2 separate regions of the Mus musculus genome follow, and region 2 is linked to region 1. The links are chromatin contacts, found by Hi-C or POLR2A ChIA-PET in ENCODE. All regions are on one chromosome and are shown on one strand. The core of a region is the stretch at or near the end of the contact, and the rest is flanking DNA. Distances in the headings are between cores, read along the strand shown. Region 1 holds the start of Actr3 (ARP3 actin-related protein 3). Region 2 holds the start of Ccnt2 (cyclin T2).

Region 1 (6,881 bases), core at 1,518-4,017:
GTTAGGACACACCAGGCATGGGCAAAGGAATGGCTATATAGGGGGCTAAAGATAGCCCCAAGTAAATTGTAATTACCTTCCAACCTTACAGTCAGTGAAGTTCTAATTAGTTAACCAGCCTTCCAGAAGGTTCCATGTAAGATGCTATTCTTTCCAGAAAGTTCAGTTCTTACAGCCAAAACTTTTTTTTTCCCCCTAGCTCTTTTGATACGTTCCAAGTTGCTTTAGGATAAACTTGAGTATGCTTAGAGGTAGCTACACATTTCTGAACCACCCTCTTTCTCAGGGTTCGTTTTTCATCACATCCTCTTTGGCTGTCTTCATTTTAACCACTGAAGGGAAGAGGTCAGATTCCCCTCCCCCAGGCCTGCCTCAAGTCAGGTCCTGGACACATGCACCTTCTTCTCTTCTCGGGAACCCCCCTCCCTTCCTTCCTCTGTTTCTTACTCTGTGGCAGAGCCACTTATCTTGTTCAAGTGTGTCTGCTCTGCTGTTTGCCAACTCTTCACCTGTTTCTCACAGTTCTCAGCACTTTTCTGTGGCTCTTAATACAATCTGTTTCTCTACTCACAGGCAGAACTCTGATCCCACACCCCTTATCTATTCTTTGCCCCACTATATTAAGGATCAATATAGTCTCTGCCACACAGAGCTGGTGAAAATACTTTTCACCAAATGACTAACATTAATAAGAGAAAAGTCGGTATTTTACCCCTCAGGTCAGCTTACCTAACCTGATAACAGAATTTTCTGCATTGAATAACACATCTTTTCTTAATGTATTATTATGGTCTCATATAAGCAAACCTAGATTAGCCTGCTCAAAATATGCTCTCCAGTACAGTATGGCACAGGGGGTATGGGGGTGACCAAACACTTTTGGATGAGGCCTGCTCTTCAGAAGGGAATTTAGGCAGATTATGCTAAACCTGTCCAAACCTCCCATGGTTTAGGCCGTCACAGGCTGTATAGGGAAACCTGTTGCCCTACTCAATAGACCTGTTGTAATATTACCTTGTAAACACTGATATTTCTACACATATCATGCTGAGGGTAGGTGACTACTGACCATCAGCCTTAGATGGTCCATCTATGCAGACCCTCACCACTCCACAAAGCTCGGGGAGCATCATGGAGGAGGGGATGGGGGTGCATAGAAGATGCTGTCTTCTGGACATGACACAGATTTTGCAGTTATAGTTTCCTGAAGATCTAGCCAAGATCAGTCAGCATTTCAACCAAACTGACTGGATTCAGGAGATTACCAAAAAATAAATGAAAATCAGAGGGGACAGGAAGGGAGGAGGAAGAAGAGGAAGAAGAGGAAGAGGAGAAAAGGAGGAGGAGGAGGAGGAGGAGGAGGAGGAGGAGGAGGAGGAGGAGGAGGAGGAGGAATACATTGGGATATCCAGGGGAGCCAGAGAGAAGGTTCTGGGTAAATTCAATCAAGATATAGCATTTACATGTATGGGATTGCTAAAGAATAAATAAAAGACAAGCCTGTTGGGAAGGAAAGCTATTAACTTTCCAGGTTCCTGCTGATGAGAAAGTAAATTCTCAGGTTCTACTGCACATTGATTTTGCCTAATCCCCTGGGAGATGACCCAGCAACATACTTTAAGCTTTCTATGTTACTCTGATGTATTCAAGTTTTAAAAGTATTACTTTTTAAGTCTGTGATGTAAAAAAATACATATCTTTTTCTCATCTTTCTTTCTTTTTCTTTTTCTTTTTTTTTCCAACTAGAAAAAGTTGGTATCACGTTAACAGCACTCCACAGAAGGAAATTCATTGTCACTTCAACCGGAATAGAGGCCACCTGCACAGAGTCTATTTTGTAGAACACAACCTCTGGGACACTGGCCTTTCTTAAAGGCCGGAGATAATCTCACTACTCTTGAAAGAAGTTTATCATCACCCCAAAACCCAAATAAAGGCCATTTGTACAGGCTATGTAGAGCATAACCTCTGGGAAACTTGATTTTTTAATTTTTGTTTTATATTTTCTTATGAGGGGGAGGATGTGCGCAAAATCAAAGAACAACTTGTGGGGGTCTTTTCATTCCTTCCAGCATGTGGATCTCCAAGGGCTCAAACTCAGGTTAGTGAGTGCAAGCATCTTTACCTGCTAAGCCATGTCACTGATCCAACACTTGCCTTTCTTGGAAGACACACAGGAATCCCCAAACCCTGAAGAAGGTGGGTTTGTTATTGTTCAACCTAACGTCTTGGATCCTTGCCTGTCTTAAAAGCAAAGGCCCACCATTTTGGGGAGCTTGCAAACTACAATGCAATAGTATAACTGACATAAATCTCAGGACACATCCCTTTTCTGACTGCTCACCTACAGCGATTATGGGGACATGCCGCTGACCACGTTTCCAATTAGCCCTTCACCCCACAGTAGAAAGCCTCCTGCCCATGGCTCAAGTTAGCAGAGAAGAAACACACTCAACACCCACCACCACCAAAAGCCAGCTTCCTAACTAAATAACTGCCTGACTTCTGGGCTGCCACCGGCCAGAAAATGCGAACTGGAATCTTCGCAAGTCGGAAGCGGAGCCGCGACCCACAGCTGCGCGCCACTGCGCATGCGTAGCCGCTTCTGGACCCCCTTCAAGCTCAGCTTGGCTTCTGGGCTTCCAGCTATTTGAAAACCCAAAGTGGACTTTCTGGCTATCCGGAAGGGAGCCGGGGCCGGGCGGCCGCACAGTACATCGCACGCACGCGCGCGCGTGCTCGCTCCTCCCACCCGGAACCGGAAGTGGGAGCGATCGCGGCCTGGGGCCTGGCCTGGCCGGGGCGTCGGCAGCGGCGGCCATCTTGGCTCCCCGCGGAAAGGCAGTGCGAGGGGGAAGAAGTTGTAGGGTGGGGGCGGGAGCGAGGAGGAGGAGGAGGAGGGCGGAGAGCGGAGGGGTAGAGGAGGAGGCCGCGGCAGGGTAGGGCGGGGACAGCCAGCCTGCCGGCCGGCCAGCCTGCTGGGCTTGCGGAAGTACTAGCCGACTGCTCACTCGCTCCTGCTCGGGCTTCCCACAGCTCCCTCCCTTCCTCCCTCCCTCCCGACCGAGGGCGGCCCGGGCCGGTGCATGGTCAGCCAGCTCCCATCTCTAGCTCCCCGGCCTCTCAGCAGCACGGAACGGACGGCAGCGGCGGGCGAGGAGGAAGATGGCGGGACGGCTGCCGGCCTGTGTGGTGGACTGTGGCACGGGGTACGGCGGGTCTTCGGGGTGGGGGAGACTGAGGCCGGGGACGGGCGGAGGAGGGAGATGAATGGGGGGAGCCGGCCAGACTGGCGAGGGGTGGTGCCGGGAGCCTCCCGGGACAGAGATCTTTTCCAGGCCCTTCCTTTCCGAGGAGGCCGTCTGGCCCACCTGGCTGTCCTTTCCCTTCTCTCCCCTTTGCTGCCTGTGAAGCAGGGCACCCACCGAGGACCTCCAGACCTAGGAGCAAGGAAAAGAGAGAGAGAGAGAGAGAGAGAGAGAGAGAGAGAGAGAGAGAGAGAGAGAGAGAGAGAGAGAAGCGCTCCTTGCAGATTTTGCAAGATCGCGGTGACAACTCTCGATCTCTTAGGGCGTGTGGGTGGGGAGAGCGACGAACCAGGCTGTGAAAATGGGAAGCTAGCATGGGGGGCTTTTGCAGCGGACCCACGCGCCGCCTGGTTTCCGCCCACACCCATTCGTAGCCATCTCCCACTACCCATTGAACCAAGTCAGTTCCAGCGAGGAGGATCTCACGGGGGTTATAGCTCTTGCCTCAAAAAAGTCCCTTGGTGAGCAAGCGCGCTGCAACTTCCTTAGTTTTGTCAAAGCCGCTTCCTGCTTTCCGTCTTTTATAGCCTTATAAGGTAGTTTTTCGTCTCGAACGTTACCACGTCTTATTAGAACTTTCAAAATTAAGCAGGTTGCATAAAGAGTACATTATGAGTGGTAGGTATCAATATGTCTGAACTAGAAAAAAAAATGTTCTTGTGTGTCCACGGAGGGAGACAGAGGGGAGAGAAGGGACGCACCCTGGAACCTAAACGTTTGTTCACGTTCGTTTTGTGACTGTGTCTTGAAAACTGAAAGGGGGTATAAAGGAATGTGTTTGATTTAAAGTAATTGTTTCTGATAGTAGTGTGGTTGACTAAAATGACTTTAAAGTAGTGGTTTTGTATTAATGAACCTTGTCAAGAGTTACAACTTGCTCTGGGTAGTGACCTAGAGAGAAGACTGTACATTTTTTTATGTTCTACGTTGAAATCCTTGGTGGAGGAAGAGGCCTGTCTGATCTCGAATCCCCCAAATACATCAGTGGTTTTGAGGATAGTTGCCAACCTTTTTCCTCTTATTCTCCCTACCACAGTTATTTAAGCGATGCCTTTTCTTTCCCTCCACACTAGTTAAAACTCTTCTGCCTTTATTTGTAATTTTGTCAGGCAGCTGGAAACAACAGAAAACTTTTTTTTTCTTGGAAAACACTAGTCTAGTCTTGGAATTTCTATGTATTTTCTTAGTTGACATTTTATTAAAGTTAGGTTTTCTTTTAATCCAGTGTCACCTCCCTGAAGTGTTTCTGTGTATGTGTTTAAGTTTATCCTTTTGTAGTTTAATTGATCAGTTGTTGGATGTTAGAGCCATTTTAAAAATTAGAATTAGCCAGAGTGAATAGGACTTTTCAAGTGTATTGTATTGAAGTGACAGATAGTGCTATGTTGTACTTTCATGCTTTAGAAATCACTGTCAGTAGAACCACATAGTCACTGATCACCTTATAAATAATGCCATGGCTGCTTAAGTAGGATTTGTCTTTTTATTCTTTTTATGTATCTATTTTCCTCTTTTGGAATGCAGTTTTGGTTATTTTTGAATGAATAGTATTTGGTACTTGAACTTAATTGTCCCTAAGTGACCTTTTTTCTTAAAGGGCAACCTTGAATTAAGAACACATTTGGAGTGGCCAGGAAAAGTGGTACAACTTATACCTAGGCTATTTCTGTGTCATATCTCAATTACTAAATCATTACATTACTATATTGATCTCACCTTACAAGGAGAGCTTAGCTGGACAGTCATTTATTTATATATGGATGAAAATGATTAAAGTCACATTCTCTGTTCAGTATTTTTACCTTTGCTCACAGTCTGGATTTCCCAATTTTTCTTTATTTTGCTTCTGAAGCGCGCGCGCGCGTGTGTGTGTTTACCCCCATGTTTGTTTGGCTATTCAAGATAACAACTTAGAAAGTCATACTTGAGCTTTGTTAGGAAAGTCTTCTCTCAGTGCCCAAGATAAATAGCATGTACAAGAATGACTGGCAGGGAGTTTTACATCTGAAATAACTTGTTTCCCAAACGCAAAAGGTGTCCCTTTAGTTTGTGGCCCCCTCCCCCGCCCCAGCACCATTGCACTTACTCTTAGGTCTTACTACAATTACGCTTCTAGAGTAAGTGAACATTTACAGGTTGCCCATCCCAACTCATTAAAGAATTGCAAAAAGGGGTAGTGTGTTAAACTTGATGGTGATCTTACAAACTGGAAATGTTAGGACACATGAGGTTTAATTCCAGAACTTTAAATTAAGAAACTTAGAGCATAAATTCATCATCATGACCTAGGTTCACATCATGAAGTTTTTTCAAATACCTAATGAATTAAGAAAGGAACACTTCATATCTGTATCAGGTCAACATACTTTTTGGTCTGTATTGTAGAATAAAATTCCTGCTCAGAGAGCTGTTTGCTTCAAAACAAAATGTAGGCTTGGGAATGTAGCTGAGGGGAAGGTGCCTCATCAGCATGCACAAGGCTCTGCTTCAGACCCCAGTCCAACCGGCTGAGGAGCAGCCATGAGAAAAGCAAGTTTTAAAGCTTTAAAAGGATGTAATGCTTCTGTAAATAGAGTTATCCGAAGGGAGTTTCCTTCTGCCTGTCTCCTTCGTTTCTGCAACAATGCAGTATGGAGTTTTCTTTTCTCTCTTTATGAATTCTGGTTTTCACTCAGAAACTGCTTTGGTGGCTTATTTCCAGTGATTAAATAACAGGTTAATATATAGTCTTATTTTACAAGTCTTGGATATAGTTAAATAAATTACAGAATTTCTCAGATCTATTTTTTTTAAGCATCTTCCAACTGTAAAGCACAAATACTTTTGTTGGCTTTGATGAAAGTTGAGCTTTATAATCTACCCTGTGGCCGGGTCCTAGAAGTTAAAGACAGGATGAGTTTGAGCGTAGTGGGAAGCCATGGGTGAATGAAGGCCTGCCTGTGAAGTTCAACTTTGTTGCTTGGATTCTCTTCATAATGTGTTATAACATCTAAAAGGCAGGAACATTCATACTATCTGGATAACAAAAATTCATTAAGGTTCTTGTTATTGGTAACTTGTGTGTGTTTGGATCACAGACTGCTGCTATGGAGAAGTCAGGTTCTTCAGACTCTCCTGCTAGTGTCTTTCCTGCTCGCCAGCTTCAAGTTGAAGTACTCGTACTGACTTTGGGATGCATTGTGTCTAGTGACCTTTAAGGTTTATTGTTAAACACAGTTTAGGATTTTTATTTTCAAGATCAGAGGGAAAAGTCTGGCTACTGGTGAACCTGATGGCCAGGATTTTAACTTGTTCTATCTTATTTAACTTGTGACAGCTTTTTTTTTAGTTAGTAGGTGGTGGAGTAGGTGCTTGGACTAAGTTCTGAATTTAGGCCTGTGGGGTTCCTTGAGAGTTCCCTTTCATAGAACTGCATACATCATCTGTTAGTAAAATTAATCCAACTTAATTCTTGATTACAGTAATATTGCAAAAATAATCCTAGCCTTATGAATTTGATTCAGTTAACTAGTGAAAATTTTTTGTCTTTCTTGAGATTTTCTTTTCCTAAAGATCTTAATTTTTAGACTATTT
Region 2 (6,881 bases), core at 2,622-5,121, 2.3 Mb before region 1:
CAGATGTGGTGCCATTTCAGTAGCCCAGCATTTGGGAGGCTGGGGCAAGAGCGAAACCCTGCAATGAATAAAACTAAAAGAATAAACCATTTCTCAGAGAAGTTGGGCCAGTCTCTTAAGACGGAGATAAAAAGGGCTGTGACCTCAGGTTATACTCTAGACACTGTTGGGCTAGGGCTGTTATAATTTACTAAACTGATAGCCCCCTCCTTGTTTTTTTTCAAGACAAGTTTCTCTGTGTAGCCCTGCCTGTCCTCTAACACAGAGATCCATCTGCATCTACCTCCCAAGTGCTGGGATTAAAGATATGTGCAGCCACTACTTGGCCTAAACTGATTTAAAAAAAAAAAAGTTATAGGGCTGGAGAAATGGCTTGGTGGTTATGGCTGTTTTTCTAGAGGACCCAGGTTCAGTCTCCAGCACCCAAATGATGGTTCACCACCACCTATAACTCCAGCTCCAGAGGATCTAACGCCCTTTTCTGGCCTCTGCAGAGAACAGGTGTGCACACAGTAATATATATATATATATCACAAACACACGCAACCAAAACACCTATACACATAAAATAAATAAATAAATCTTTAAAACATGCTTTTATATTTATTTTTGTGTGTTTGAGAGAGGCAGGCAGGCAGGCAGGGAGGGAGGGAGGGAGGGAGAGAGAGAGAGAGAGAGATTGAGATTCTTATACTGTGTGTCCCACAGATCAAGTTCAGGCTATTAGGCTTGGCAGCAAGCACCTCCTAAGCCATCTCACCAGCTCACTAGATTTCTCTTAAACTTGATCCAAGAAGGATATTCTTTATTTACCAGTCCTAAAGATAGTTTTATTCTGAAGCTATATACAGTCACCTATTCCTTAGAATGATTGGACTCTCCAAGAAAACTGACAACTGAAAAACAAGTTACTCGGTGACAGACACAGGCGAAGATTGACTCCAACTCTTAAATAAACAAGCACAGAAATGCTTCTTTACTTTTAAATCTGTCAATCTGAGACACTAAAACAAAGCACTGAATACTGAAGGATACCTTAGCATCATGGATGCATGACAGTTTAAGACCTTACAGTTTGTTCTGGCATCTCAGCTTCTTACTCTGTTGGGTTTAATTTATCAAATGATACTTGAGGGTTTTTAAAAAATGACACTTGATTATAATCTGAGAAAAAAATTCTCAAGAATGCAAGAAAATATGAATTTAAACATGACCGATGTTCAATCTGAGATCATCACTGAAGGATCAGGTGTGTGGGAAGTACTACTGAGGCTATGCTACTGATACAGTATTTAAAACCACCTTTAAGCTGCCAAAACAGGCCAGAAAGACATTGAGGTGAGAGGGATGATGTTGTTTCCCCAAACAGATAATTACCCTGCTAGGAAAGACTAAGCACTCAAGCCTCCTTCCTATGCGGAAGGCAAACAAACTTTTAGACGACTGTAAGTCCAAGTGTTTCATGCAAGTGCCCTGTGCTAACTAGGCAAATTTGAAGAGACAGATTCTACCATTGAGAAGGATGTTTGCTTAAAGCAAACAAACCAGGACACAAAAACAAATAAAGGAAGGGCTTAAAAAGCAAGGCATGTGGCGAGATCTTATACTGAAAATAGAAAAGCAAACCCATTCGCAAAAATAGGACATCTACGGCTCTGCAAAGAATTTCCACAACGATTTTGACTTGTACTTTCTACCAGCATGATCCAGGACTACTGTGAAAAAGCCAAGGTTACTTAGTGCTCACTAATTCACTGCTACTTTTAGAGAACTGAAATTAAAACTGGATTCTCTTAGCATAAGCATTATAAATAGGTTCTTTTCTTCTCTACAACACCACTATTGACCTAAGAATGATACAAAATAATCCAGAAAGAGCAAGACTCAAAACAGATTAAAACAGATTAAAAGAACAGGGACTGCAAAACCCACAGTTATAAAAAAACAAAAAAAAAAAACAAAAACAAACCACTGTCTCAGACAAAAACAACTTGCAAATTTGATAAACCAGGTTAGACTTAAGATCAACTGAATTTAAAGCAGGAATTAATCTAAACTATAACATTTCTGCCATTTCAAAAGCAAAAAATGTAAGAAACTTTTCTAAAACTGTTTCCTTAGCAATTGGGAGCCTAAACTCCACAAACTATCCACAAAGAACATTAAGTCCTTACATGGCCTAGTCCTACATGTGCCTTTCAGAATAACACTATAAAAATTCTAATAAAAGGCAAATTATAAAGAGAAATTAAAGTATTACTTCAAAGCAAGACTCAATTCATACCATTTGAAACAAAGAACCCTACACAATTAAATGTATCCTTCCCAAGGACTACACTTGCCCAAACAAACTATTCTGTTTTGAGTACTTAAATTATTCTAATATAAATCACCCCAACTGCAAATTTTACATGAGCAAAACACTATCGCTTTTTGAGTTAAGAAACATTTTGTTTGTTTCTCCGCCAGGCTTGGTGGCACATTACTTAATCCCAAGCACTGGGGAGTCAGAGGTAGTAGATATCTCTTTTGAGTTCAAGGCCAGCCTGGTCTACATATTTAGGTCCAGGACAGCCAGACTTACAAGTGAGACCCTGTCTCAAAACAAAACAACACCCCCCTCCCCAACAAATCCAACAACAAAAGGCTAACACTGTGCTTTACAGCTTAATTAATAAAATTCTCTCTCACACACACTCCTCTGCACGAGGCAAAACGTTTATTGCATAACTCACATTTATAGTAAACGTAGAACGCTCAATTTATAAGTAAAAACAACGATCAACTAACTTGTTTTCGCATTATCTACTCATTTTAACATTCGGCGTCTAAAACAATAAAACAGTACTTACATTTCTGTTGAATTTGGTGAAGGAATGGTGCATATAAAACCTGTGCATATAAACAATCGCAGTGTTTATTGTAAGCTGAGAGCTGGGATGCAACGTTTAGAAAATAATCTAAGCAAAATGTTTCCAAAAACTAAATCAATTTGAATGGAAAAATCCCCTTTCCATTTACTCAAATCCAATCCTCAACCTGAAAGTATGCAGAAAGTCTGCGGGGAGAAGAGAAATCAGTCTGGATGCCAAATTATTCTAATACGCTACGTAGGGAGAGCCCAGGAATTATTTGCAATTAGGTTACAGCTTAGTACAGTAGAAATAAAGTAGTCGAAAGGCGCGCGCCACACACCCAAAGAACATGAAACATCTACGTGCGTTCCCCCGGCGCAACAGAGCCGCCCTGGAGCCGGCACGGAAGCCTCGGAAAACACTTTCCGTGGAACATCTGCGACCTCTCTACGTCTCAAGGCCTTTTCTGACTTCCGAAAGTGGAAGGGGCCGCCCCTTGGCTTTGCTCATCCCGGATTCCTCCTCTCTCGCCAGGGAAGCACTGCTATTCCCTCCCGCATCACGCGCTCCCAAACACAGGTTATACAACGCGGGCTCCCGGCCCGCCTTCCCCGGCACATCTCCTCTTTCTCCGGCTCGCCACGGCAGCTCGGGCCCTAGCTTTCTCTGTGTCTTTCCCGAGATCAAAAGACGGCAAAGGGAGCGGCGCCATGTTCCCGGGACACTAGGCCCGGTCACCCGGCGAGCGCGACCAGGGCGTGTGGGACGCAGGGCCGCAACTAGAAAAAGGATACACATTGAGACGTTGCCCCATGTCCTGGATGAGGTTGGCCGCCTGCTGGCGATGCGACAGCTCTTCATCCGCTTCCACTCCGCAGCGGCGGCTCGGCGTGTTCTCCAGCTGTTCCCGAGTAAAGAACCAGCGAGAAGAAGCTCCACGGCCCGACGCCATGACACTTCCTCCTCCGCCCGCGCCCTGAGCCCGCCCCCTCCCCGCCTGCCTCCGGGACTCCGCGCCAATGTGTCGAGGCCCCGCCCCAATGTGCTCTCCGTAGGGTGGGCCACGCCTTTTCCGGGCCTGCTGCTACCCACGCGCACGCGCAGGGACCCGCCCTGCCGGCTCGCGCTGGTCTTTTGCTTTCTCTTTCCGGCCTCCCTCCCCTTTCTCTCTCTCGGACCCGCGGGACCACAATGCTCTGCGCCTCTTGTCATTGGGAGACGCCGTAAAGTGGGGGTCACTCGGAAAGAAAAGGTCGACGCGGTGCATGCTGGATCTGGGAGGGGCTAAGGGGAAGGGGCGGGGCGAACAGGGAAGAGGTCCTGAGGCTGCCTAATAGGGCTTGGACGTTAGCTTTCAACTAAACGGTTTATTTTGTGGTCTGTGAGTTTGCGGGTGCGTTAAAGTCAGAAAAGGCTTTTCTAGTCTCGGCTTCGTGCTGTAGCTTCCATTTTCTTACATGTTGGTGGGTGTATTTTCTTAGCTTTGTTGACTCCTGTGTCCACGAATGGCTACCCTCCGGAGGAGTTAGCTAGGAAAGAACGCTAATTCTAGCAGTGAACTAACAGTGTCTTCTGGGTTTTTTGGTTTTGTTTTTTAAATCGCTAGTAGATGTTGGGGAGCATGCGCCTTTAAAACGTTACTTTAAACCTAAAGCCACTCAAGGGGTATGGGTTGTTTTAAAACGATGTGCCATGTGTCCCAGACTGGCTTTGTGTTCACTCTTGTAGCCAAGAATGACCTTGGATTTACTGTCCTCTTGCTTCCCCCTCGGAAGTGCTGGGATTACAAGGCCAGTGGCATCACTCTGCAGATATCTTTCTTATTAAGTTACCTGTCAAACAATATGAAGTTAATAATTGGAGGTCATGACTCTCTAGGCCTTCCATCCAGATGGGGTGTATGGTTTTGAAGGTCTGTGTGGTTTCTGCGGGTTGAGATTGGGGGATGGTTGGGGAGAAGCAGAACGCTGTAACTCAGGTTGTCCAGAAACAAAGTGCAGGGATTATAGGCTGGTGTGCCGCATCTTGGTTGAAGTGCTGGAGCAGAGGGCCTTAGGCATACTAGGCCAACAGTCTAACAAATGAGTGCAAGAGAAGCTAAGAAAAAAATTGTTTAGGATTTTATAAAGTAAGGTCTCTTATAACTGATGATTTATTTCCATCTTTTTGTAAGGAAGCACCACTCATTTGTTTACATGTTATCTGCCTCTGAGTTAATGCCTATTGTATATGACCAAATTACACTTTAGTTTTTAAGTATTTTCTGAAGACTGCAGTCAGTTATCGAAAACTGGCTTTTAAAAAGCCAACGAGGGCTGTTGAAATGGCCGACCAGCTAAAGGCAACGCTGCCAAGCCGGACAACTTGAGTTCACTCCCCACCTATATGGTAGAGGGAAAGACCCAAATGCTACAAATTGTCCTCTAACCTTCACACGTGCTCAGTGGCACACATGCGTGTGCACACTCATGCACAATAAACAGCTGTAAAGAAAATGACCCTATCTAAAAATTCCTTAAAATGAAAATAAATAAAAGGGCTAGTGTGTTTGTGATTAAAACTTGAGGCTTTCATTTGTCAGGATTTGGGGGTTCCTGCCTCAGCCTACTGCCTGCTCTATTGTGCTATGCTAGTGTTTTGATTATTGTAGGTGGTTATTGTGAACAGCCACCTAAATAATACCTTGTTATAGATATAACAAGATCTCTCATCTTGTTACCTAGATGTTCCTAGATTGATTTAAAGTAACATTCTATAAGTGCCTTTCTACAACACTCAGTCCTAATGATAAAAAAGAGAAAAGTAGAAATGGAGGAGAGCTTTTCAACTTTATAACATCTACAGAAGACAACAGCCAGCATGGCACTTGATGTTAAGGTGGCTTCCATATAAGATTAAGGACAAGGCAAGTCTGTGCCCTCTCTGTTGACTCCTTTCAATATTGTACGAAGTGTCTTATATAATACAATACAAAAGAAACACACAGTAAGCAGATCTGTCCTTTCTGTTTTCTTCAGTTGTGCATGTTGCGGCAGGGCACATGTTGCTGCGGGCATGCCAAAGCACATATGTACAGGTTGGAAGTTGACTTGAGGACTCTTCTCACCTACCACGTGGACCATGGGGATTGAACTAAGATCATCAGTCTTGGTGGCAGTCACTTTTATCCACTGAGCATTGAAGCTTCACTCCTTCTTTACATTTTAAACACGTCTTCATTGTATGCTTGAGTGCCTGCATGTATGAATGTGCACTACATGTAAGCATGGTGCCCACAGTGGTGCCAGATTTCCTGCGGCCTGAGTCCTGAGCTGCTACATAATGGGTGCTGGGGTCTAAACCTTGGGTCCTCCGAAAGAGCTGAAAATGCTTGGAGCTTTTGAGCCACATCTTTCCAGCCCCAGCTTGCATTCCTTTTTGATACAACTGACCTTGGCTTTCCGTAGCACTTCTATAATTGGCTTCACATGATCTTGTCACTGTACCCTAAGACTCTCTACCTTCTCATGTCCATCCACAGTAGTCTTCCTTGCCCTGACCTCTCCTGCCACAAGGCTTAAATATCTACTATTCTGCTAGGAACAAAATTTGACAGCTTCCTATAAGATTTAATATAAATGTTTCACTACAGCCTACTGACCAGGCCACATTTCTGGCTTCCTCTCCTTCCACGCTTGCTTGCCCATAATCTCCAGCTACTATCGCACCCCAGCCTCAGCAGCTTTGTACTGTTGCCATGCACGAAGTCTCTTCATGGCCAGCCAATCTCATTTAGTCTCAAAGTCCTCTTTAGAGAGGCTTTCTTTGGCTCTACAAATGAACATTTTACTTCCCATCTGTCTCCTAGTTGCCATCACATCTTTAATGTCTTGAAGGTATCCAGTAATAGAATAATTCCCTCTGTCCTGTTCCTTCTCTTATTCCATATTCTCCTTCCTCCTCCTTAAAGCTTCTTACTTCTCAAATTGCAGAAAAGAAATCTCACCCCTTTTGTTTACAGCTGTAGCCCCAGTGTCTTGATCATCC

Evidence for each region. A loop is a pair of places that touch in the nucleus more often than their neighbours do. ChIA-PET counts read pairs that join two places held with the same protein, here RNA polymerase II (POLR2A).
Region 2: a map of heart shows a loop between it and region 1 (5-fold over the local background). The contact joins the promoter of Ccnt2 here to the promoter of Actr3 in region 1. A Hi-C loop is called at or near these places in 2 of 37 maps with a recorded cell type or tissue (gastrocnemius and heart). POLR2A ChIA-PET finds 5 or more read pairs at or near these places in 1 of 5 experiments (embryonic stem cell).

What each region holds. Positions count from the first base shown.
Region 1 is chr1:125,431,613-125,438,493 of GRCm38, reverse strand. It overlaps Actr3 (ARP3 actin-related protein 3), which reads left to right and starts at 2,767. Exons shown (of 12, transcript NM_023735.2): 1 at 2,767-3,209. The coding sequence starts at 3,166.
Region 2 is chr1:127,771,154-127,778,034 of GRCm38, reverse strand. Ccnt2 (cyclin T2) reads right to left here and starts at 3,871. Exons shown (of 9, transcript NM_028399.1): 1 at 3,650-3,871; 2 at 2,853-2,934. The coding sequence starts at 3,807. It overlaps 2900009J06Rik (RIKEN cDNA 2900009J06 gene), which reads left to right and starts at 3,981. Exons shown (of 2, transcript NR_045298.1): 1 at 3,981-4,107.